Linked DNA regions of Mus musculus: region 1 is linked to region 2. The links are chromatin contacts, found by Hi-C or POLR2A ChIA-PET in ENCODE. All regions are on one chromosome and are shown on one strand. Each heading gives the region's core, a stretch centred on a gene start or an enhancer-like site at or near the end of the contact. The rest is flanking DNA. Distances are from core to core; before and after follow the strand shown.

The links. Hi-C counts contacts between places; a loop is a spot of excess contacts on that map. ChIA-PET counts read pairs that join two places held with the same protein, here RNA polymerase II (POLR2A).
Region 1: POLR2A ChIA-PET joins it to region 2 with 19 read pairs in Patski. The contact joins the enhancer-like site here to the promoter of Ropn1l in region 2. A Hi-C loop is called at or near these places in 2 of 37 maps with a recorded cell type or tissue (CH12F3 and mouse trophoblast stem cell). POLR2A ChIA-PET finds 5 or more read pairs at or near these places in 3 of 5 experiments (Patski and embryonic stem cell).

What each region holds. Positions count from the first base shown.
Region 1 is chr15:31,334,827-31,339,749 of GRCm38, reverse strand. The region is part of intron 1 of Ankrd33b (ankyrin repeat domain 33B); the gene reads left to right. Among named protein-coding and RNA genes, the nearest start is that of Ankrd33b, 30 kb to the left of the region's middle. Within about 2 kb of position 2,763, at least 1 of the 3 ENCODE cell types and tissues checked has a DNase peak (open chromatin) inside an H3K27ac peak, as active enhancers do.
Region 2 is chr15:31,450,815-31,455,619 of GRCm38, reverse strand. Ropn1l (ropporin 1-like) reads left to right here and starts at 1,931. Exons shown (of 5, transcript NM_145852.2): 1 at 1,931-2,207; 2 at 4,415-4,538. The coding sequence starts at 2,077. It overlaps Gm49208 (a long non-coding RNA gene), which reads right to left and starts at 1,949. Exons shown (of 2, transcript XR_003951491.1): 1 at 1,708-1,949; 2 at 1-940.

The DNA.
Region 1 (4,923 bases), core at 1,514-4,013, 120 kb after region 2:
AACCCAGGTGGAGCCTCAGTAGAATCACACAGTCTTGTCCCGTGCCCAGCTTTCTTCATTCATTTCAAAGGGTTTTGAGATTTGTCTGTGTATCTCTTAAATTGCCTTTTTCTTTGCATTTCTTTATGTTTTATTTTTTAAGATGTTTGTGGGTAGCTGGGTGGTGGTGGCGGCGGCGCACGCCTTTAATCCCAGCACTTGGGAGGCAGAGGCAGGCAGAATTGAGGCCAGCCTGGTCTACAAAGTGAGTTCCAGGACAGCCAGGACAACACCAAGAAACCCTGTCTCAAAAAACCAAAAAACAACAACAACAAAAAAGATGTGTGTGTGTGTGTGTGTGTGTGTGTGTGTGTGTGCGGGAGCCCACAGAATCCAAAGATAGAATCTGCATTGTACCTGACATGGGTGCTGGGAAACCAGCTTCCGTCCTTGCCAGAGCAATAGTTCCAATCTACTGATCCTAGTCGCCAGCCCTCTTCTTTTTTAACAGCTGCAGCCCTCTTCTTTTTTAACAGCTGCAGGGACCTGTTAGTTCCCCTGTTTGAACTGCCCCCATGTCATTGTTTTTAAAAGTTGTGGTGAGTGTATGTAACAAAACTATCTCCTTTAGTAGCCACTGATGCAAGAGTGCAGTTTCGTGACATTGATGACTTTCACAATGCTATGTAACTACCACCACTGTTTCCAAAGCTTTAGCACTAGAAACAACCCGTGTAACCTCGAAGACCTCACCAATTCTGTCTTCCCCCAGTCCCGGCTCTCTAGCCTACTCTGATTTGCTTACTCTGTGTTTCACATAAACAGACTGAGGTGGTTTGAATGAGCAATGGTATCACGCTCCTCAGGTCAAGTGATTGGATGAGCAATCCTGCCATGCCCCTCAGGTCAGGTGATTGGATGAGCAATCCTGCCACGCCCCTCAGGTCAGGTGATTGAATGAGCAACCTGCCACGCCCCTCAGGTCAGGTGATGAATGAACAATCCCACTCCCCTCCTCAGGTCAGGTGTTTGAGCACTTGTCACTAGTTGATTGTGCTGTTTGAGGAGGTCACCAGACCGTTAGGATGTACCGTCTTGCTGGAAGGAAGACAGCACTGGGCGTGGGCTTTGATAGTTTATAGCTCACTACATTTGCAGTTAGCTCTCCCAGCTTTCTGTGTGACAAAATGTGACCAACCGTCTTGCTCCTGGCGCCCACTGCCATGTTTTTCTTGCCATTATGGACTCCCCCTTTGGAACCATAAACCAACAAAAACCCTAACTTTGAGTCTTTGTTGTTGCTGTCTTGTTTTTGTTTTGTTTTGTTTTTTGGTTGCAAATTATTTTACCCCAGCAATGAAAAATGCACATGGGGATATATGTGCCCCTCTGTGCCTGGCTTATGTCACTTGCACACTATTCTCCAGGTTCATGTATGCTGTGGCATGTATTGGAGTTCCATTTCCTCATAGAGTGGAGAAAGAGTCTTGTGTGTGTGTGTGTGTACACCACACTTTGCTTATCCATTTGCTGACGCCTTGGGTGTTTGAGTTATTGTGAGCAAGGCAGCTGTGAACACGAGTGCCCAGGTCTCTCCTGGAATCCCTGCTTTGAACCTCCTCAGATGAGTACTTCAGACTGGTACAACTGAGTTATATGGCAGCAAGCCTTCCCGGGGGTTTGGCTGGTTCAGTAGAATATTTGAAATCCGTCAGTGTTGTTGCGTGTAGCAAGATTTTCTTCGTCTATTGTTAAAGCTGTTTCCTACATTTGTGTATGTGCAGGTTTACTCACTTGATTCCCCTTTCACCTTTCTTCCGTCCCATCGCCCCCTCCCCTCCCCTCCCCTCCCCTCCCCTCCCCTCCCCTCCCCTCCCCTCCCCTCCCCTCCCCTCCCCTCCCCTCCCCTCCCCTCCCCTCCCGCCCCAGCTGAGAGAAAGTATGATCTGTCATACCAGCTTCGTTAGGCTTCTTGGTGATGAACATCCACACTGTTTGTCATTTGGGGCTGTGAGTTATGAATCAGGCTCCCGATGTTCTTGTATCCGTCTTAATTTGGGTACAGATATTCTTTCTCTGGAGCGTGTCTCTGAGTGGCACTGCTGTGTCATGAGGCAGGCACATGCTAAGCTTTAACAGAGACTGGCTTCCCAGTGGTGTTCACACCCCCGTCTGCTGGGAACATGCGCGCCCCACACCCTTGCCAACATTTGGTATTGTCAGTCTTTTTAATTTTAGCCTCTCTGGTGGGTGTGCGTTGCTGTCTCTTTGCGGGTTTGATTTGCATCTCCCCGGTGACTCAGGATATTGAACACCTTCACATTTGGAAAAAAAGGTTATAATTTAAATTCTTTTACATAAAGAAAGCGCATTAGGAGACATTAACGAACACCTGTAAGCACAGACATTCCAAAGCCCAGAATGTCTCATCGAAGTCATCTACCCTGACAGCTATGAGTCAGACAGACAGATGTCCGTTTCAGTTACGTCTGAAATCACAAATGAGGCAGTAGCCTGGGTTTTTGTTTTTTGTTTAAAAAGCAGACAGGAGCATGTATTTAAAGACTATTTTAAAAATAAAAGAAAATGGAAGGCTATCTTTCCTCCTCACCTCCCATTGGAGAGCCAGGCTTTCAGGGGGAAAGTCTAATTGCACTCCATGCTGGGAGGACCGTACTGTGGTTCTCCCTGACTTAGCCTCGGCCCTGATTGTGAACCACCTTGACCTGGAGGCTTCTCTGCAATTGTGACATGGTCCTATCCTTCCTGCCTAAGAAGTTTCTGCCTGCTCTGTGCCAACCCCTCTCAAAGCATGGCTGGTTTCCACCTGCTGTGCACCACCCGCTGTCCCCTGAGTCACCTCATATTGCATTGTTTACTTCCTGGGCTCCTTCCCTAGACCCAGTTTCCCCAGAGGAAGGACCACACACACACACACACACACACACACACACACACACACACACACACGCATCTTCTGGGTTCCTCTTCCTATTTCTACACACTACCAGAGCCTAGCTGGTGACCAGTCCCTGCTGGTAGGGTAGTATATGGAGACGGTTCTAGAGGCAGTGTGACACCCCTCCCAGGAGCTGATTTTCTGTGTATATTTGTCTAGCTACTCAGTCTTAGCAGATAGAACTATACCTATGTATTCTTAAATCTAGAAGACAAAATACAAGCCACCATTTCCTGACCTTTCTTCATGACCTTTTGCCCTGTTGGCCACAGGGCTATCATTTGCTCTCAGCGATGCAGCCTGCTTGCTGGTAGTATCATGAAGGAGGCATTTGAGGGTGACTGTGGGTCTGTAGATTGGAAATAGGTAAGAATTTATTAGGATATACCATGAGAAAGACAGGACCAGGCAAGAGAGTAGATGTGCCTCTTCACTAAAATTAAACAGAGCACAGTTAAAGGAAAACAAAGGAAGGTGCAGGGGACCGTGTCTGGTGTTGCTGAAGGAGAAGTGTGTGGATTTGGGTTCCCGGGCAGTGCGAGCATCTTCACTGCCCAGCCGAGAGCCTTCTCGCTCACCCAGCATTCTTGCCTGCATCTTCTGGCCTCATGTCCTTTCACTGCTCAGCTGAGAGCCTCATTCACCCCACAGCCCTGTCCCATCTCTTCCTGCCTCAGGTCCCACAGGCCACTTGGGAGCTTATTAAAGAATGTATGCTCTGACTCTGGGGGCCGGGGCTGAGGCCTGAGGTGTGCCTTTCTCTCCAGCTCCTGGCAACACTGATGCTATCGGTCCAGAGACCTCCCTTGAGTGGCTGGAGCAGAGCGTGAATCCAACTGGGTTAGTCTGAGGGACTCATCAGCCACCTTGTTCATTCTCCACCCTTTGCGTTGGTTGTGTTGAATCCTGCCGCCCATCATCTAGTATAAACCAGCCTGGTGCATCCAGCTCGGTATTTGTGAAGATATTGTCTTTCAAAAAGTTGTGGGGAGACTGGGAGATTGTTTAAGGTATTACGCGCTTGCCAGGCAAGCATAAGGACCTGAGGTGGGATTTCCAGCACTCGCCTCAAAATGTCAGGAGCTCTGGAGTCTGGGGCAAGTAACAGATGGGCCCCAAGGGTTTATTGACCAGGCAGATTAGCTAATCGGTGAGTATCCGGTTCAGTGAAAAGACACGGTGCCAAAAATAAGTTGGGGACAGGCTGACTTAGACCTCAGTCGCTAGTCTCCATGTATACATACATGTGTGTGTGCACATGCGCTTATCACACACAGGCGCATGCACCGATGTACACATAGAGACGACCATACACAGACACACTAAGTAGACTGAGTTGATGTCTGAGGGCCTGCAGATAAAGAAATGGGAAATGCTTGCAGATAGCCCAATGTGTTCTATGTGTTCAAAGGGGTTTAATTCTTTGAGTCTGACACTACTGGGCAATTTAGGTTCCTATATTGAATTGTATGGAGTTTTTTTCTTCCCCCAGAAGTCCATAAAGTTGATCATAAGCTATAGCCTTTGAGAGGTTCAGTTTCTTATTCCCTTATTGGTTGACGGCTGGTGTGGTAAGCTTATCAGGACCGCCCCTCTATTTTCTGTGGAACAAAAGGCAGCTTTCTCTCTCTTGTAGTGTGTCTTCACAACTCATGCACTTACTAAAGGCATGCCATGAGGAGCTTTGCTGAAGGTTTTGTTTTCTTAAATAAGTTTCTGATTATTAAACAGGACCAACCATTCATTACTGAAGAATGAGGCTTACTACTATTGAAGAAAAATGACATCATTCAGACCAGTCATGCTGAAATCCTGGGGATTTTCTTCCTGGTCCCCCCACCCCCTGTTGAATTGTTAACACTTAATTTTTCAGTTGTTGGGCTGGTGAGATGGCTCAGTGGGTAAGAGCACCCGACTGCTCTTCCGAAGGTCCAGAGTTCAAATCCCAGCAACCACATGGTGGCTCACAACCACCCGTAACGAGA
Region 2 (4,805 bases), core at 682-3,181:
ATTACTACTGGAAGGCGTGAAGCCCCTCCACCTGGGCCACAGGGTGACACTGCCGTGAGCCATCGCTTTGGGATGGAGCCTGATACAAGACACATCAGAAACCGTTTTATGTCATTGCCTACATGCCTGAGAAGGAAAGGGTTGCGTGGCCTTTTCTCCTTTATGATTGTGAGATCTTTCGGTTTTAGGGGCCATTTCTAGTTTTTCTAAGTTCAAGTTTTTCAAAAGCTTTCAACATTTTCCTCATCTCCACCCAATTAAATACATTGCTGTTTAATGTAGGAGTGGTGGAAATATGCTCTTTGAACCCCAGACCTCCCTCTTTAATCTGTGAAGTTGAAAGTCCTCGCCAAAGGAAACCAATACTCAAAACTGGTTATCTCCTGAAACACAGTGATTAGGAGAGTTGATGTGTTAAGTGACTGAAGATGTCTGCCTCCAAGGACCACAAGTGCAGAACAGATAGTAACCAGAAGATGGAAGAGAGAGCGAGAAGTCAGCTGCCCAAGCCAGCACACAGGACTCCCTCCGGGGAGACCGCTGAGGCCTAGCTGCTTCCTCAGTGGGCTCGTTAGGTCTGCACACATACACACCTAGTCCTCCATCAGCCTCCTGCTGCTACTCTGCAAGCCTTTAAAACCATGGGTAGACTGTCAGCAAGGCACAGGCCCCTCTGCATCACTTTATGTTGTTTAGCCATTGCGTTGGGTTTTTTTATTTTGTTTTGTTTTCTTTAATCTCCTTTGCTTATACAACCGTGCCTAAGACTTTCTTTCGGCTCGTTCATTTATGCTTTAGGATGTACTTGGAGGAGGAAGGAGCTTCTTGCTCAGGAACCACACCCATTTTGCTTAGGTGGCCATTTCCTTGCCATAGTGTATCTGGTAAAGCAGACACTTCCGTATGTATTCAGTGGATTCCACACAACGGGGCATGGATGCTGAAATTAAAAAAAAAAAAAAAGTGAAGTATTTGGACTGGTAACAGAATGAAAAGCAAACATTCACACTACAGATACTGTACAAACGAACTAATAGTAACTTATGTAGGGAAAAAAAAGGTCAATGTAGGCTAGGCTCACTTTTTTTTTTTTTTTTTTTTTAGATACAACAGCAAAATATAATTCACTTAAGAAAACAAAAGCTGAATTGTCACAATTTATACCTGAGACTTTTAAGAATAAAAGGAACAGACACCTGCACACCCAGATTGTTTTACAATCTTTTCCGCTTCACCAGTCATGTGGTGGTGGTGGTGGTGGTGGTGGTGGTGGTGGTGGTGGTGGTGGTGGTGGTGGTGGTGGTGGTGGTGTGGGTGGGAACAGACTTGTTGCTTCTTGAAGCGCTAAATGTTGCCCAGGCTGGTCTCCAATTCCCAGCTCAAATGAACCCCAGCCTTGCGAGTCTCGCAGTCCCCACATCAGATTTTAACTCTGTTGGTTTTACCCGATTGTGTTGTTTTTCTTTGGAGACCATGATAGAGGTTTTAATAAAAGTTAACCTACCAAGCTACATAATAGGCATTATTATTTACTCCTTATGCCTATCCCCCCCCTTAGGATAAATATTGCTAAGTCGTTAGAAAATCCTGTAGTCCCCAGATAAACGCTCATTTCTGTCAACAGTGTCTGAGAGTCCTTGTTTTCCCATTCTATTAACTAAATGTTTTTTTGCCAAGCTGCTTTGGTTTGGAAATGTGTATTCATACAGTGGGTGTGTGGACCAAATGGAGTCACACGCCAAGCCGAGACCCTGGTCGAGACCTCTTGGGGTTCGGATTAGCGCAACCTCCGCGTTTTAGGAAAACAAGCTGTTTTATGGCGCTCTCCGCTCTGTGGTCACTCGTTGGTCACAGAGGCCAGCCGGACGTCCGCCCCTTGTTTGCTGAGGCTGTGCGCATGCGCAGCTCGGGTTGCCTGGAGACCGCACGCCACAATCGCGTGCTCTATCCGCTCTGGGCGGTTGGGCCTCAGTTTCCTGAGGGGGCGGAGCAGTCCCTCCCCGCCGCCCGCTGCGCTGACCCTGCCTCTCCTCCCCGCAGCACAACGTCCCAGGCCGCCGCGGTCTCCCCAGAACGATGCCGCTGCCCGACACCATGTTCTGCGCGCAGCAGATCCACATCCCCCCGGAGCTGCCGGACATCCTCAAGCAGTTCACCAAGGCTGCCATCCGTACGCAGCCGGCGGACGTGCTGCAGTGGTCGGCGGGGTAAGGCCGGCCAGGGAACCTCACCCCGTTACCGAGTACAGACGCCGACGTTGTGGGTGTAGACTAACAAAGCTTGCACACCAACCGCGGGGCAAAAAGTGGCTCCGCTGAGTTTAAAAAAAAAAAAAAATCAGTTACAGGGATGTTATAAATGAAACCGCCCAGAACAACTGAATTATGCCCCCACCCACCCCCAAATGAGGCAGAGGTATGTGAAAGCTGCCACCTGAGAAAATTGTCCAGCACAGCTCACAGCTAGCGAACCTTCACACTCTAGAAACAAGGACAGGAACCCTTTCAAGGGCCTGACCATTATAATCTTAACACTCATTCTTTCGGTTTTACAAGAGAACTGTGCCACTTTTTAAATCACGAGAATAACTATTTTTAGCCAAAATTTGCTAACTTTCTCTGAACTATATTAGCTAAGGTGGTTTCGTTACTTTTGGCTGTTTTAACAACTCGACTTTTAAAAAACGACAGCTCTGGAGGTAAAAGCAACAAAACATCTGGAGCAGGCAACAGGCGTTTGGGGTGGCTGCTTCCATATCAGACTCGGCTGTTGGAACTTCCTGGCCCTTCTACAATCCGTGGGTTCTCTTCTGCCTTCCTCTCCTGAGGAGTCCTGTGATACATTTAGGAGCCATACCGTTTCTTCAGGATAGTTTCCCCCATCTAAAGTCCTTAATTGTGCAAAGACGCTTGCCATGTAGAGTACCTCTCACGGGGCTTCAGGGGACAGGACCTGGATGTCTTACTTAGCTCCGTCAGGGTCACCTGTGAGCCCAGCGGTCCCTTTGTCAGTTCTCTCAATAACCCCTCAGCGATATTACATATGCTCGAGCCTTAGAGAGAAGGGCTAGGGTGTCTTTATGAAAGTTTATTTGCACTTCAAGTCTCCGCCCCTATTGGCACATTTATTAATACTACAGAGAGAGTTTTTTTGAAGCCTTACACAAGAAATCCCTGATTCATTAGACTGCCGATGAGGGAACAACTATGAATAGGTGTGAATCCACCAAGCCACAGCATTGTAACCGGGGCCTGGACTTTTAGGTCAACAGTTCTGCATCTGTTTCTCTCGTGGCTGTCCGCACCACTCCTTAGCTCATTAACGAAACCACAGAGAGGAGCACAAAAGTCTTAGTAGTTATAGGTGGAGTTGACCCTAAAGGGTGAAGAGAGAGGGGGTTGCCTTTAATCTATTCAGTCTTCACTATCCATGTCCATCTATCTATGTTTCAGATTTAGATGGTTTCTGATAACTCATAGACATACCTGGTGCCCTGGTGCTTAATTTCATGTTCATCTTCCTGGCTACAAGTTCTTTGACTGTGGCTTAAGACCTTGCCTGGCACAAGGCCTCGTGCTGGCCAAATCCGAAGGGAATTCACTCAAGTTGTTGCCCCAAGCCATTTCTGTGCCTCCTTAACCTCCAGCTCACACATTTTCAGATTCCTAGAATGGAACTTTTTGGGGGGGGTGGGGGTGGGGGGTAGACCCAGGCAGAACTGGGAAAGATGGAAAGTGGGAAGCCTTTGTGTGTCTGCACCACTTAGAGGTGAATGTGTCGAGGTGTTTAATGCCAATTACCTCAGAAAGCAGCTGTTGAAAAAGGAATGACCTTAGGGCATGGGGTGCTGGAGAGATGGGTCTCAGTTAGCAGTATTTGCTTGCTTTCCCAATAGACCTGAATTGAGCTTCTAGCACCCATGTCACACAGCTCACAACCAGCAGTGGCTCCTGTCCCAGGGCCATTCACCTGTACCTACCCACACTCCTGTGTGTGTGTGTTACACATGCACACACATTTAAAAATAAAAATATTTTAAAACAATGAAAAACTTAGCATCAGACTCTGCTTTCTCTGTCTACATTTAGAAAGCACTCGGAGGAAGGAAACATGAGAGCCAAAGGGGAGATGAACACAGTTCAGTGAGGCTCTCTCTCCTGGCTCCCATGCAGGCTTTCTGTCACTTGATGCTTCCAGGACCCTCAAATAGCAATCAGCATGTCTGCTTTGCAGGCAGAGAAACCAGAGTGCACAGTGAAGTTCAAGGGGGTTGCTCAGTCAAGGTCCCAGGACTTCGGTGTGGTCAGCTGGCTTTGGGAGCCCCCCCCCCGGCCCCCCCGCATCTGCTGCGGTGTTAGGCAGCCTTGGGTGTGGCCTGCGTGCTGATGCTCTTCAGTGATATCTCTCATTCCAGGTATTTTTCAGCCCTGTCCAGAGGAGACCCACTTCCTGTAAAGGACAGAATTGAAATGCCTGTGGCCACACAGAAGACTGACACAGGCCTGACCCAGGGACTCCTGAAAGTCCTGCACAAGCAGGTGGGTGAGCCTCTTAACTGCACACGCTCCTGTTCCCATGCTGTGACTCTTGAAACAGATACCTGCCCTCTGTCCCCAGGCCTGTCCTGCCACATTCACATCCGACTTTGTTTCTTGGAAAGAACCCCAAGAGCTAGCTTTTCATGCATAGATTTTACTTTTATTTTGTGAATGTACATTGAAGGTGTGTGTGTGTGTGTGTGTGTGTGTGTGTGTGTAAACCAGAGTTCAACAAACCACCACAAATTGTTTCATGTTTTTTTTTTT